2 separate regions of the Homo sapiens genome follow, and region 1 is linked to region 2. A link is a loop called in an ENCODE intact Hi-C map of the cell type or tissue named here. Cell type or tissue: endothelial cell of umbilical vein. All regions are shown on one strand. Links, peaks and the distances in the headings refer to the core of each region. The heading gives the core; the rest is flanking DNA.

The links. Hi-C counts contacts between places; a loop is a spot of excess contacts. Peaks named below come from ENCODE experiments on the same cell type or tissue, not always from the same donor. Only the 100,000 strongest peaks of a DNase experiment are listed, where the experiment ranks them.
Region 1: a loop joins it to region 2, with 6 times the contacts of the local background. A loop is called at or near these places in 10 of 110 quality-filtered maps.

The regions. Positions count from the first base shown.
Region 1 is chr13:41,460,850-41,468,798 of GRCh38, reverse strand. It overlaps RGCC (regulator of cell cycle), which reads right to left. Exons shown (of 5, transcript NM_014059.3): 3 at 1,869-1,976; 4 at 1-23. Among named protein-coding and RNA genes, the nearest start is that of RGCC, 7.3 kb to the right of the region's middle. RefSeq lists enhancers at 3,328-3,587, 5,367-5,426, 6,860-6,959 and a silencer at 4,081-4,295. In endothelial cell of umbilical vein, for the core only: no CTCF peak of the experiment used is centred there; a DNase peak (open chromatin) is centred at 3,398; H3K27ac peaks cover 2,249 bases.
Region 2 is chr13:41,348,374-41,356,322 of GRCh38, reverse strand. NAA16 (N-alpha-acetyltransferase 16, NatA auxiliary subunit) reads right to left here. Exons shown (of 20, transcript NM_024561.5): 10 at 1,107-1,179. It also overlaps the pseudogene RNU6-57P. Among named protein-coding and RNA genes, the nearest start is that of NAA16, 41 kb to the right of the region's middle. In endothelial cell of umbilical vein, for the core only: a CTCF peak has its summit at 3,128 (motif pointing left); a DNase peak (open chromatin) is centred at 3,102; H3K27ac peaks cover 1,770 bases.

The sequences.
Region 1 (7,949 bases), core at 2,198-4,697, 110 kb before region 2:
CTCTTTTGTGTCTCCTAATTTAGCTGTGAAACAGGAGAGGGAGAGAGAGAGAGAGAGAGAGTTCAGTTTCCATAACAAAGACAGCTGATGACTCCATATTGAGTTTTCCAGGAAGTTGGAACTTCCAGAGTTATAGAATGGATTATTTCTATTTTACATCTACCTCCTTATCTTCAGAGACTTTTATTGAAGAGTGTCCTGGGCCAACCCTAAGTGTGTGCTCCAGTGTTTTGATACAGTAAACTCAGAAACTGATTCTGAAGACTAGCCTAAGTGTTTCTTTATTTTTTAGTTCATCACCACCCTCTCCAAACATCCCACCCCACTTCTCCCTCACCTAGAAGAGGAATCTTCCTTCACTGTCTTAAATGTTTGCAGGAGAGTGAGGAGCAGGAAGGGAAGATAAAAGGAGTCTGGTTTTTGTATTGTGTAGAATATGAGTTATTAGTCAAAAAATTCAGTAAGCATAGCACTGTGCAGAGCAGACACCTAGATTGTGTCATTCCTGCGGCACTAGCCTTCTGATGCATTCTTGCTTGTGCTGTCCCCCCAGGGCAACGCTGCAGCCCTCAGAGTTCCTCCAATATGAAATGAATGAAGAGTTCACTGTTTCTTATCAAAATGGTACAGGGAAGGTGCCATGAGTCTTCTGGGCCCAGGACAGCCTCATCCCCTCCAGGTGCCCACACAAGGAAACGAGTCCTCATTCTGATTTGGTTCTCTCTAGAGCCTGAGATGTAGAGATTTTTTTCATATAGCTGACTTTATTTTTGTAGAGTTCATCACATCATTCATGCCTTCCCTGAAATGCAGTACTGGACAGTTTTATTAATTAACACCTGCTGGCTACAAATGGCTAATTGTTCTTAGCCTTTTAAGTCAATTTGCCACTAGGGGCTTTTTTTCCCTCTTTAATTCCTACCTCTTGAGGATCAGGTAACAAATCTGAGCACGTTTTAAGCCACTTTTTAGACTGCTCTGTCTCTGAATTCAACTGATTCATTACAGACTGAGGGCTGGATAGTGGCAGAATTCCCAGTGGGTGCTAACGTTGCTATGTTGAGAAGGGAACTTTCAAATGCCTCTTCTGAAAAAAGAGTGAAGTCCTGTCTTATTGCCAAAGTGAAAAGAGTGATGGAATTGTCATTTCTTTTTAACTATGTTCCATTTTTATTGCATTCTGCAACTATTTTCAGCAAGTATAACTTTTCTTAAGAAAAAAAGCTCCTTTTGTTTTCAAAAAGGCACTTGTCCAATGTAACAGAACATTCAACTCTCTAGCTGGAGACATTTTACCAGTTCCAAAAAATAAGAAACTGCTCATGCATCTTTAAAGACATTTTAGGTCTATTAATACCACAGTAGAGACAGGCTGGAGCTGCTATTTTAAATCATGTTAGATCATAGCTTATCTAATAATGACAACCCCATTTAATTGCTAAATTGGTCATCTGAAAGCATTGGTTAAATAATTAATGCAATAAAAAGAATCCCACTATCTGCAAAGGCAAACTGCTGAGTTTTAAATTCTAGAACCAACAAGTCTGGGAGGAGACTCCTAAGAAACACTGTCATTTGCACAGTCTTGATTACATCACATGAGAGAGAACAGTCTAGTCTCCAAATTTTCTTTCTCCCTGTGACTTCAGGTTTTCTGCCCCAAATTATCTGATTTCATGTTCACACTGATTAAAATCCTGAGAAATAAAAAATTCCACTGTATACTCTACAGTATTAAGACATTAGTCTTACCTATTTGTTTTGTACATTTGAGAAAGATTGTTTAGGGATAAAAGGGACAGAGAAGGGATTGAGAAGGAGAGAGGAATAAAAAAGCAAAAAACTCAAATTCCAACTAATGACCTTACCTTTCTGAGGAGTGACAGTGGCAGAGAGAAGAGCTGGGGTAGAGTCTGTTGGAGAATTCAGTTTTTCATCACTGAAGCTGAAGCTGTTCCTATAAAGTGAATCTGCACCTTTCAGGAAGGAAAATATACTCATTAGAAATAGTACTCATGAGATTATAGACTTAGCACTTTATAGTCTATTGATAACCAACAATTTGTCTTCAAAATAAGCCAAAGCTGCAACTCTATAGTAAAGAAAACAGCCAGGCATGGGGTGGCTCACGGCTGTAATCTCAGCACTTTGGGAAGCTGAAGCAGGTGGATCACCAGAGATGAGGAGTTCAAGACCAGCCTGGCCAACATGGTGAAACCCCATCTCTACTAAAAATACAAAAATTAGCCAGGCATAGTGGTGTGTGTCTGTAGCCCCAGCTACTTGGGAGGCTGAGGCAGGAGACTCGCTTGAATCTGGGAGGTGGAGTTTGCAGTGAGCCAAGATCACACCACTGCACTCCAGCCTGGGTGACAGAGTGAGACTCTGTCTCAAAAAAAAAGATTAGAAAACAGGTTGATTTCCAGGTTTTATGTTTATGCCCCCAAAATGATTCGAGACAGGGGAGAGAGGGAGTGTGTGTGTGTGAGAGAGAAAGTGTGTGTGTGTGTTTGTGTGAAAGTGTGTGTGTGTGCATGAGTGTGTGAGTGTGGGTGTGTGTGAGAATATGTGTGTGTGAGAAAGTGTGTGAGTGTATGAGTGTGTGTGAGTGTGTGTGTGAGAAAGTGTGTGAGAGTGTGTGCGTGTGTGAGTGTGGAGTGTGTGTGAGAAAATGAGAGTGTGTGTGTGAGAGCATGTGAGTGTGAGAGTGTGAGTGAGAAGTGAGAGAGTGTGTGTGTGTCAAATCAAGTATACCAAAGGCCCTTGCTTCCCCAATACAGGAAGGGGGTGATAGGATCATCATGACCAGTGCTTGGTTGATGGTGGGAGTGTGGGGGTAAGGATTTTAGGCAAAAGGAATCATCTCAAGTGAAATATGTCCCTTCTGCCCTCTGAGCCTCCTAAAATACAAACATCCAGTATCCCATGACTTAAGCCTCTTTCCCTGCTCAAGAGAGATCTTTGCTCTCTTGCTGTCCTATAATTTAATAATCCTCTCTTTTACTTAAGAGAGGTTTTCCTAAGAGTCTGTACTCTTCAGATAAGCCAGAAGGTCAAAGATAAAGACATCTTCTCCTGGAAGTTCATCTATTAGACACTTGGAGTGACATCATGGCTCCCTCTATTCTCATACCTCCAAAGACTTGAACCACAGCAAGATGAGGCCCCAGAAGTTCAAGGCTGAACTGGGAGTCAAGGGGACCATCCAGTCAACTACTAAGTACTAGGGTGCCTTTGAGCTAGTACATCTCTGGGCCTAGCTTACTTATCAATAGAATGGGAAGGCGGACTAAATAATCCTTAAAGGCACTTCTAGCTCTAAAGTTCTGAGATTCTCTAAGTCCTGCTAAGGGGAAGGAAACCAACGCACGGTTGGCCCAGCTGTGTGGCTGTGACTCAGAAAGGGGCTGCTGGCTGAGCAGCACTGACTCAAAGGGTGCAAAGGCAAGGCAGGCAGCAGAAGCAGGATGTGGCCCCTGAGGTCACGGGGAACAGCCTTCCTGGTTAAAACAAAACACAAAGCCAGCCACAGTTGGAGCAGAGAAGTGGCTCTTCAGGTGTGAGAGGGCAGCTGAATGATGGGGGCCTTACCAGGTCCCCGCCTCCTCGGGATTCTTCCACTTTAAGCCAACTACCTCCAGCTTAGGGGGAGGCAAAAACATCTCTCTTTGGTCCCATTAACTGAAAAGGAATTTGCCTAAGTGACAAGAGATAGGCCCAGTACAAAAAGTATCAGAGTTTTCGGAAGAAGAGGTTTCTAGTCTCAGGGAAATTCAGCTTTGTCCCTAAGAGGCTGCCACAACTTCTCAGGTGCCTCACCTGGCTCCCTTTCCCCCCACCCTCTCCTGCCCAGGGGCCCACCTGCCCCCTGCTCTTTTTCGCTGACACCGCCATCTTGTCCACTTTTCCAAACATGCCCAGAAGACCCTTGAGAGCAACCCTCACAATCTTTGCTTCCTTCAGAGGTCCAGCCCAGCTCACCTGAAATGACCACCATCACTGGGCTTTGAGGATGAACATGGACTGAGATCCAAAATCCTGGACCTGATACCTACACTTCCCCAAAAATACATTCCTCAGAGTGCTGGTCCTCCGAGGGCTGTGTGATCAGGTACACCTGAGAAACACCAAACAGCCTTGCTCATTCCCATGGGTATGCCCACTTCCAACATCCTGAAAAGACTTGCGGTTAAACAAAACCAGCCCCATTTCCCCAGTGTACCTGACCACGGGACACTTCTTTGTGGTGCTCCTGCTACTACTTCTCAGGACCCTTGGACTCCGTGGAACCTTACTTGGGAAGCCCTCCTGCTGGCTCCCTCAACCGAGCCCACCTCCAAAGGTGGGCTCTCCAATTCTCCCAAGGGAAGCCCTTTCCCCTACACACAGGAAGCTGGCCACACCCACTGCAGACCTGCAAGGAAGCCTTACTGTTGTCACCATGCAGTCACCAGGAGAATCGCCACAAATACAGCCTGAGAAACTCATGGGGAGAAGATAAGGCAAAATTTAGGGGCAAGAAAACCACAGAGGGTCCTGAGGAGGCAGGCCTCATGCCTAGACTCTGAGCCAGAAAATACCAGGCCCTTGGCACATTATCCGTGGCTATGAAGGATACCTGAGAGCTTCGCCCCCATCCCTGGGCCCAGAGGCTGGCTGGCCCAGATCGCAGGGACCACACCTCCGCTCTCTATCTCCCACAAGCAGCTGGCCTGGGAGAGCAACTTTCCACACCACTGCTCACTCCACCCACCCGGCATGCACCACAGGCCCTACCCTGACTTTGAACTTCAGCTCTCTTCTGCCCCTACTCTCCAGCAAGTTTCCATCCACGTACACTCCTCTGCAGGGGAGAAAGACACCACAATTTGTTCACCTCACAGGCAAGGAGGCCAAACGCTATTGAATGTTGGAAGAAGGAACAATCTAGATATGGAAAGGCCATTACAAAAGAGGATGTTAGCAGGGGAAAAAAGGAATCCAGCAAAGATTCAGGAAAGACTCAGCATAACTCATGGGGCCTGGAGAGAATCTGTAGAGAATGAGCCGTAGATCCAGAATATTGCCAGGACTGTCCTCTGATCCTTTAGGTTCACAGGCTAAATGCCTTCTTGATGTGAGAATTTTTCCCAAACTGAGAAAATATACAGACAAACTGACAGCCACTCCCACAGTGAGGGAGGAAGAGGAGGAAAAATACTAGTTACAATATCTATTTATATAGAAACACACGCAAACAGAGGCATGGCAGCACAGCTACACTCACTTCCTCCTGCCCGCCCCCGCCCTGCCCACCACACACACACACACACACACACACACACACACAGATACACATTAGCTCACGCCCCAGCTCGTTGCCACACCATGACTTCACTCCCTTTCCGTGAGGTGTACAATCTGGGACAGACCCAACTCCAAGTTTTGAACTGTTCAACCTTCGACCACCAAGAAGAAGCCGACCGCCAGCATCCTTGAGCCAAACCTGCTGCAGCTGAGGCGCACCCTGTGATGATATCTACACATCGTGTATGGCACAGATGAAAAGAGAGCCCTCAAGGCCCCAAAGCTACACCACTGGCGAGTGGGCATCTAGCATCTATGCCACTGTCGAGTGGGTGTCTAGAGGCCACGTGAAAACTGCATGACCCTGTAGAGTCACTCTGTTTCTTCCTTGTTAGAAGAAGAACAATAACCTAGGTGCTCTGTGTATAATGCCTGTGGTTTTAATGATTTAACTCTAAAGTTCCTAGCAAAGTGCAGAATAGCACTCCTGAGAGAGAAAAGGTAATCACAGAGAATAAACAGAATCAAGATCCTCCCTCTTCTTGAGAGAGAGCAGCAACATTCTTAAGAGAACTTTCTCTTCAGTGGCATCCTAGAACAAACCTCCCAAGAACAAACTCTCAACATAGAGGTACCCCAAGCTCTAGACCTCTCTTTACCCTTAACCAATAAAATTTCTTTCCATAGAGTTTTATTAAGAACATACAATGGGCAAAATCTCACGCAAGACAGATTTCAAGGTAGGCAAAGCCGGACATCCTGTTCTTTTCCCTCCCCTGGAACTCTATTCCTTGCAAAAGTAATAGCCAGTTAGTCTGATTAAATGACAGCAATGTGTTGCTGGCTGATCACATATTCATGTATTATTGCCCCGCGTGGGTATCAGGTGCTGCTATTAATAGGGGCTCGAAGGACCTAGAACAGTGATAATTTGGGGAACCCTGGCAGGTGGTAAGGCTGGATATTTGAGGGCCTTACAATATCGGCTTCAATCAGCTCTAAAGCACCATCTCACATGTATCTCAAATTCCCATTAGAAACATCCCTGGCAAGTCTAGTTAGTGTACTGAAGTCAGGAACCTCAAATTCTGGGACCGTGTTTTCTAAGGCACCATCAAAAGAAAGAAAAGCATATGAAATATACAACTAACAGAGTCTGAGAAACACTGCTGCAAAATAGAGGCTTGTTTAAAAGGTAGGTGTGTTTTTTTAGCTAGGGGGGTTGGGAGAAAGGTAATTTAGGGTTAGCGCATGTCAACGTGCTGCTCCAGGGGGAAGTAAAACCACAGACAGTAAACCTTACCCAAGGCTCCTGTAAATATAGAACGATCCCACACGTTTAAAGCAAGCAAACTATAGTAATTAACCAAGAAAAAGAAAGCTTTGGACCTACCTCCCTTTTGCCACAGGGAATGGCTGGGGGTGTGGGTTGACTTCTCCTCCTGAAAATCTAAATTCTGATAGCCTCGCCAAAGGGGGGCAAAATAAGAAAGAGCATCTTTCCTCAACTTCTCCACTGTTGTCCCAGCTCCCTTTCTGGGATCGCACTGTCCCTCTATATGCCTTGCCAAGCATCACAAGATCCATTACCCATGCAGAATTGCTAACACAGTACCAGGGAACCCTGAAGGCTCCTCATTGGCCTTATTCTCTCATGGCTTGAACAAGTTCAGGTTCTACCTCAGTGGCTTCTAAGCCACATAAGCCATCTGTCATGCTGGTTCTCCAGGGCCCACAAGGTCCCCTCTCCCAGGGCCAGGCCAGAATAGCCTAAGCAAAGATATGCAGGTGTTCTAAGTCTTGCTGATGCTAAAGAAGCCAGTTCCTCATTTCCTAAATGGTCCTACAATATCATAATAACCCTAGCATACACAGTAGACTTCAGACCTTTTCTGTTGAGCAGCAAAACACTCCCCCGTCAAAGGAAAAATTATGTGAAACCCCAATACCTTAAAGGTATAAGTGCATACCACCTTTTAAAGTTTAAGTTAATATTATAAACTTCTTATAAAGTCAACACACTGGTTAAAACTTGAAACATAATGAGTTAAAATTCCATTTAACACATTTGAGAAAACATGGTTTACCTTTTACAGTTTTAAAAATACTGAAAAGAAGATATATTTCTAAAAATAAATTCAAACCAAAGGTAGTCAATTTCTAAAGCACCTCTGAGGATGAAGTTTGAGAAACACTACCCTAACTCTTAATTGCATTGCCCTTTCACTACTGAAGTTAAAATCACTCCCACTAAAGTGCCTGATTTTTTTACATGTTGGAATCAAGTCTAAACGAAAGTAACAACACTATTTTGATCAACCACATTTGAACTCCACACCCCCCACCCCACCATGTGAAGTTATACTGCAATTGTTATTTTGGTCCTCTTCATGTCTTAAGAGGCCTCCCTGAAAGTGGGAACAGGAAGGAATATTTCCTTATTAAATATCTGTTCTTCTTTCCTATCTGAGTAACTTGTTTCTTTCAGTACGAGGAATGGCTATTTTTTGCCTTTGGGTGCAAGCAACCTAAATTTTTTTTAATGATAATAAAGAAGTATTCTTCAAAGAACAGGCTTGCTGTTTGATCTTCCTTGTAAGGTTGGTGCACCTTCAGACAGAGCTGTAAAAACTAGAGCAAAAAACAAAGGTAACATTGGTTTA
Region 2 (7,949 bases), core at 1,873-4,372:
GGGTGTGGCAGCTCACACCTGTAATCCCAGCACTTTCGGAGGCTGAGACAGGCAGATTGCTAGAGCTCAGGAGTTCAAGATCAGCCTGGACAACATGGCAAAATCCCACCTCTAGAAACCTCCCCCAAACCCCCGCGTGTGCGCGCGTATGCACACACACACACACGCACACAAAATCAGCTAGGCATGGTGGCACACGCCTGTAGTCCTTGCCACTCAGCAGGCTGAGGTGGGAGGATCACTTGAGCCCAGAAGTTCAGCTTGCGCAACACAGTGAGATCCCCTCTCTTAAAAAACATCAGAAAAATACTCAGAGTAATGACATGTAAGAGACACATAAGGAACCCGGAAGTTACTTTGTGCATGACTGAAAACATTCTAGTGTTTTCTAAAGTAACTTGCCTTGATTTATATATGCTCCTACAAATATAGAAACAAAGGACCAAACTAAAGAGGATTAAAAGTAATAAGAGGGTAGAAAAAGCAGAGAATTTAGGGATTCAGGAAAAACAGGTTCCAATATAAACTAACTACATGGTCTTAGGCAAGCCATTCAACCTCTCAAGTATGTTTCCTCATGTTAAAACAAGGTTAAGCCCAGGTGTGGTGGCTCACGCCTGTAATCCCAGCACTTTGGGAGGCTGAGGCGGGTGGATCACGAGGTCAGGTATTCGAGACCAGCCTGGCCAACATGGTGAAACCCCATCTCTACTAAAAATACAACACTTAGGCAGGAGTGGTGGCAGGCGCCTGTAATCCCAGCTACTCAGAAGGCTAAGGCAGGAGCATCAGTTGAACCCAGGAGGCGGAGGTTGCAGTGAGCCAAGACTGTGCCATTGTACTCCAGCCTGGGTGACAGGATGAGACTCCGTCTCAAAAAACAAACAAACAAACAAAAAAACCGCACAAGGTTAACTCCCATCTCATAGGATTATGGAAAATTTAAATTAAGTAAGATTGAAAGTGCTCTCATTTCATTCACCAATTTGAAAGCCATTTATTAAGTAGCCATTAGGTAGCACACACATAATATACATAAAAGAGCATTACTGTGATTAAAAATGAAATGAGTAATCAAATTCCAATTCAATCTAATTTAAACTTACCATATGGGCTAAAAAAGTCACACGTTTTAAGAGAGGCTTCATAATTAGTAACAAGTTCCTGGATTATAGAAACCTGTTAAAGAAACATATTTTTAAAATTTAAAAATATCTTCTTGAAGGTATTTTTACCTATTATGGTTTAAATTACATTTGGAAAATATACAGCTTATTTCAGAACTATAAATTAATTAAAAGACTAGGGTATCTGCTTTGTCCCCATTCCTAACATGAGTATTTCCCCGCTTTGGAGAAGGGGTGGAAAAAAACACAAAATAATGGACATTGCTATATATATGGACCACTCACAAGACAAAAAAAAAAAAAAAAAAATGGACCACTCCTATAAGGGACACATTATATAAATATTCAGATTTTCTAAAATGTCATGCATTGCAAAAAAGTGAAATGATTCAAGGTTTGAAAATAAGTGAAATTAAAAATGACTCTTTTGCTTATTATTGTTAGCAATCCTACAATATAATAATTGTATTGTACTTACTATAATTACGGGGTTTCTTAACCAATTTACTTATCTACCTACTACAAAATAAGGTCTGGTGCTCACTTCAGCAGCACGTATACCAAAATTGGAACAGTAAGAGATTGGCATGGCGCCTGTGAAAGGATGACACACACATTCATGAAGCGTTCTATATTTTAAAAGGAATATTTCTTCATTGTTTTGTGAAAACTGGGGCTTTGACATCTTTATTTTCAGAAAAACAATTATATTTCTCTTATTTCCCTACGCCTCTTTACAAACTAACCAAAATTCACTATGGTTCCCCTCACACTGAAGTGGTCATGTGTCACAAACTCAACAGATTTTTGCATATATGGCTACAAAAGAAACCTCTTCACGCATACCATTTAATATAAGAAGGTATAATTTAATTAGCTTTATTTTGAATCCGGATTACTCCTCATGCCACAAAGACACAGGACAGTGTCCATGAAACCACTGATCATCCTAGACACTAGTCAAAACACAAGGCCAAACTGTAACACTTTTCAGGCCTACATGATAGCTTTCTCACATGATGCTGCAGTATACGGCAGGATCTCTAGTAAAGTTCAATGGACAATGTGGAAATAAGGTAGGACTATACATTAACAGTAAGGAACATGTGTAAATAAGAGAAAAAGCAGAATGTGAAAAAAATTTACACATACTATGACTTCACTAAAACATGTATGTACAGACACCACATACTCAATGAAAATATGACCAGACATTAGGGTAGTAGAAAATGGGTACATTCTTTGTGTTTTCTTTTTTAAAAAACAAAGATTGTTTAATTTAAAAACAATGGTTCTGAAAGTGTTATCTTCAGATCATTAATAATACTGTTAAACATTAGTGTCACCATCATGTGGCAATTTGTTAGAAATATTCTGTACAATCTGTTTTGGGGTGTGTGTGTGTGTGTGTGTGTGTGTGTGTGTGTAAGAGACAGGGTCGCCCTCTGTCACCTAGGCTGGAGTGCAGTGGTGTGATAGTCGCTCACTGTAGCCTTGAACTCCTGTGCTCAAGCAATTGTCCCACCTCAGCCTCCCAAGCAACTAAGACTACAGGCATGTATTACCATGCCCTGATAATTTTTTTTTTTTTTTTTAAGAGACAAAGTCTCACTACATTGCCTAGGCTTGTCTGGAACTCCTGGGCTCAAGCAATCCTCCCGCCTCCACCTACCAAAGTGCTGGGATTACAGGTGTGAGCCACCATGCCTGGCCTGTACAGTCTGTTTTTAACAAGCCGTCTGTAAATTCTGATACACAATTAAGAGTTTGAGAACCACTGATAAAAAAAAAAATTGCAAAGACTTTTTTTTAAGCAAAATTAAAGTTAACAGACATTTTTAATCCACCATAACCTCTCCACCAATCTCACCTAGAATATCTGTAACTTAAAAACCTTTTTTACAAACTTAGAAATTTAGTACTCAAGTTGTTAAACTTATAAAGGCAAATAATTTTTTTTCAGGAACTTGCGCCATCTACTGGTAGTTGCTAAAACTGCAACCAGAGGTGGCTTTTAAAAGGGCGGACGTTTATGCATCTCTAGGGTGAAACCTATGTTTTGTTTTGTTTTGTTTTGTTTTGAGATGGAGTCTCGCTCTGTCACCAGGCTGGAATGCAGTGGCGCGATCTCTGCTCACCGCAACCTCCGCCTCTTGGGTTCAAGCAATTCTCTGCCTTAGCCTCCTGAGCAGCTGGGATTACAGGCACCCGCCACCACACCCGGCTAATTTTTCTATTTTTAGTAGAGATGAAGGGGTGAAACCTATTTTTAAAGAAGTCAGTTTTAACAATAAAGGGTACCACAAAACATACACTGAAGTTACATATAATCCTTCATAAAAGAATATAAATACTTCTGAATAAAACAGATCTCCAGATTCAGAACTTCAAAACAAGATCTGATTACGGGGGAAAAAAGGTAATGGAAAATTCATAGGATATCTCCTACATTTAAAAAAACAACAAAGGGGACTGACCGTTGCGGTTCATTAGGCATACTTCTTGAATATATTTTATATATACATAAATTTTTGTTTTTTTGAGACCAAGTCTCACTCTGTTGCCTAGGCTGGAGTACAGTGGTGTGATCTCAGCTCACTGCAACCTCTGCCTCCCAGGTTCAAGCAATTCTCCTGCCTCAGCCTCCTGAGTAGCTGGAACTAAAGGTGTGCACCACCATGCCTGGCTAATTTTTGTATTTTTAGTAGGGAGGGGGTTTCGTCATGTTGGCCAGGCTGGTCTCCAACTCCTGACCTCAGGTGACCCGCCCACCTAGGCCTCCCAAAGTGCTGAGATTACAGGCATGAGCCACTGTGCCAAGCCAAAATTTATAGTTACTTTATTTTTATTTTTTGAGACGGGGTCTCACTCTCTCACCCAAGCTGGAGTGCAGTGGTGTGAACTCGGCTGCCTGCAACCTCCACCTCCCAGGCTCAAGCCATCCTCCTGCCTCAGCCTCCTGAGTAGCTGGGACTACAGGCATGCACCACCACACCTGGCTAATTTTTGTATTTTTTGTAGAGACGGGGTTTTGCCCTGTTGCCCGGGCTGGTCTCAAACTCCTGAGCGCAAGCGATCTGCCCACCTTAGCCTCCTAAAGTGCTAGGATTACACGCATGAGCCACCAGCCCTGGCCTTATGGTTACTTCTCATTCAGTAATTAAGTGAACAATTTTCTAAATTTTCTATGAAAGTTAATCTAAGAAGTTTTACTCAAGTATAAGACTTATTTCGCTCAAGTTTACTTACCATTTATATTTAATTAGGTAGTGTGTAATATGACAAATTAATATGTAATAGCTATTCTTCTTTAAAATGGTGTTTTGCCTCCATTATTTTAAAGTCAAGAAAGCCAATCCACTTAAGTATCTGAGATCGCAACAAAAACATAAATGGCCACCTTAAATTTTATGGCCCCACATTTTTCTTACAATGTGAAAAATTTTCCAAGTTCAGCCACCTTCTCCTGGTTTACTTTCTTCTAACAGCTACATTAGATCAAGATGGAAGAAGCTTTTTATCTTTGTTAATAAAATCTAACCTAAGATAATACCATAACTGTTATAATTTCCTAAAGTATGTCCTTGGTGACCAGCTTTTCTTATGTAAGAGTTAAAAGAACTCTTCATTAACCTTAAAGACAAAGTCCCACAACATCATAACCGATACACATTTTTTTCGCAATGAAGAGACAAATCACAGGTTTAAAATGTCACTGCAATATGAAAGTTACTAAATTAAGTACACTACTTTACCAGCAAGGACCAAAATTGCTGAATTAGGTTCTGATATAAGCACAATTACTAGTGATAATTTTGGTGCTGAAGGGGCTAGTTACAGAGGTAAACTGTCCAAGAACAATGACAATAAAATAAAAGTAACTACAGAGATGAGGTGTGAGAAGGGTGGGACTTACCATCTAATTTAGAGAGTAAGGGAAAATTACCATTTCTTGAACATATTCAAACCAAGTACTTTACAAACTTTATTATTTAATTAAAACACACACCAATGCTTTACGTATTATTTTCCCCAACTTTATGAAAATACAAATATTCATATTCAAAGCACACGAGCACTGATGTCCAACTTCAATGGAATCAAAGTGTACCAGCCTAGGCAAACCTGGATGTTGACTCATTGAACGTCTTCACTTAAGAGCCTGACACTCACAAACTAATGGCTAAAAAACAAGTACTTTCTAACAGTGAATATGGAAGTCCCAAATCAATGTACACCTCTTCTTAGAGCCTTCAAACATTTTGGGGCTGGGTGCAGTGGCTCATGCCTATAATAATCCCACAGCACTTTCGGGGGCTGAGGCAGGCAGATCACTTAAGCCCAGGAGCCCAAGACCAGCCTGGGCAACATGGTAAAACCCCATCTCTACAAAAAAATACAACAAAAGTTAGCTGGGTGTAGTGGCCCGTGCCTGGAGTCCCAGCTACTTGGGAGGCTAAGGCAGGAGAATCGCTTGAGCCCAGGAGGTGGAGATTGCAGTGAACCAAGATTGCGCCATTGTGCTCCAGCCTGGGCAACGGGAGTGAAACTCTTATCTTAAAAAAAACAAACAAACAAAAAAAAAAAACAAAAAAAAACTGGCAGGGCGCGGTGGCTCAAGCCTGTAATCCCAGCACTTTGGGAGGCCGAGGCGGGTGGATCATGAGGTCAGGAGATCGAGACCATCCTGGCTAACACGGTGAAACCCCATCTCTACTAAAAAATACAAAAAAACTTAGCCAGGTATGGTGGCGGGCGCCTGTAGTCCCAGCTACTCCGGAGGCTGAAGCAGGAGAATGGCGTGAACCCGGGAGGTGGAGCTTGCAGTGAGCCGAGATCACACCACTGCACTCCAGCCTGGGGGACAGAGCGAGACTCCGTCTCAAAAAAAAAAAAAACAAAACTGATTTCCTTTTTTGGCCAGGGAAGTGGGGAGACAGGGTCTCGCTGTGTTACCCAGGCTGGAGTGCAGTGATGCAGTCTAAGTTCACTGCAGCCTTCAACCTTCCAGGCTCAAGTGGTTCTCCCACCTCAGCCTTCCAAGTATCTAGAATGCGCCACTGTACTTGGCTGATTTTTGTATTTTTTTGTAGAGACACTGCCTCACTACATTGCCCAGGCTGAGCTCAAGCAATCCTCCTGCCTTGGACTCCCAAAGTGCTGGGATAAAAGACGTGAGCCACCACGGTGGCCTGGCACATTTTGGTTTCATGTTTGACTTTTTTTTTTTTTTTTGAGACGGAGTCTCGCTCTGTCACCCAGGCTGGAATGCAATGGTGCGATCTCAGCTCACTGCAACTGCCCCCTCCCGGGTTCAAGCGATTCTCCTGCCTCAGCCTCCCAAGTAGCTGGGATTATTCCACCACGCCCAGCTAACTTTTTTTTGTATTTTTAGTAGATTTAGGGTTTCACCATGTTGGTCAGGCTGGTCATGAACTCCTGACCTCAGGTAATCTACCCACCTCGGCCTCCCCAAGGGTTGGTATTACAGGCGTGAGCCACCACACCCGGCCACGTATGACATTTTAAAAAGTATACAGACTGTTACCTTTAGTTGAACAAAAATTAAACCAAATTAAACTAATTTTACTAATTATCTTTTGGAATAAATACAGATTTTTATCCTTCAAGAAAACCTGTTTTTCCTCACTAAATCAGCAAAATAAAAGACAAACATATGTAACACATAGCACACATAAGAAAAAAAAAGAAAGGACCAGGCACAGTGGCTCGTGCCCATAATCCCAGCACTTTGGGATGCCTAAGTGAGAGGATCACTTAGGCCATGAGTTTGAGACCAGCCTGGGCAACACAGCAAGATCCATCTTTACAAAATAAACAACTTAGCCAGGCATGGTGGTACATGCCTGTAGTCCCAGCTACTTGGGAGGCTGAGGTAGTAGGATCACTTGAGCCCAAGGGTTTGATGCTACAATGAGTTACAATCTCACCACTACACTCCAGCCTGGGTGATAGAGCAAGACCCAGTCTCTAAACAAAGATTTAAAAAAGAAAAAGAAAAAAAAATTAGAAAAAAGACCAAATTAAACCTAAAACAAGCAAAAGGACACAATAAAGTGAAAATTAATGAAATAGAGGAGGAAAGTCAACAAACCCAAAACCTGGCTCTTTAGATCAAGAAAATTGGCAAACCTTTAGCTAGACTGACAAAGTAAAAAATAGAGAACACTCAAAATATTAAAACCAAAAACAGTAAGAGGGGATATTACCACTGACTTTATAGAAATAACAGACTATGACACGCATATGCCAATGCTGTATAACATAGACGAAATAGACAAATATCTAAAACCATGAATTTCCAAAAGCCAGTCAAGAAGAAATAGAAAATCTGAATAAACCAGTAATGAAGAGTTTGAATACATAATAAAAAACTACCCACAAAGAAAAGTCCAGGCCCATATGACTTCACTGGTAAATGGTAAGTTCTACCACACATTTAAAGAAATAATAATACCAATTCTTCACAAACTCTTCCCGCCCCCCCAAAAAAAGAGGAGAGAACATTTCCCAATTCATTATGAGGCCAGTATCACCCTGATAGCAAAATCTGATAAAGACATGAAAAGAAAACTAGACCTTTATCTCTTAGGAATATAAATGCAATATCCTAAACAAAACACTAGCAAATCGAACCCATCAATATGGAAAAAGAATTACCCACCATGACCAAGTAGGCTTTCACCCAGCAATGCAAGACTGGTTTAACATCAGCCAGGAGTGGTGGCTCACACCTGTAATCCCAGCACTTTGAAAGGTGGGTGCATCACCTGAGGTCAGGAGTTCAAGACCAGCCTGTGC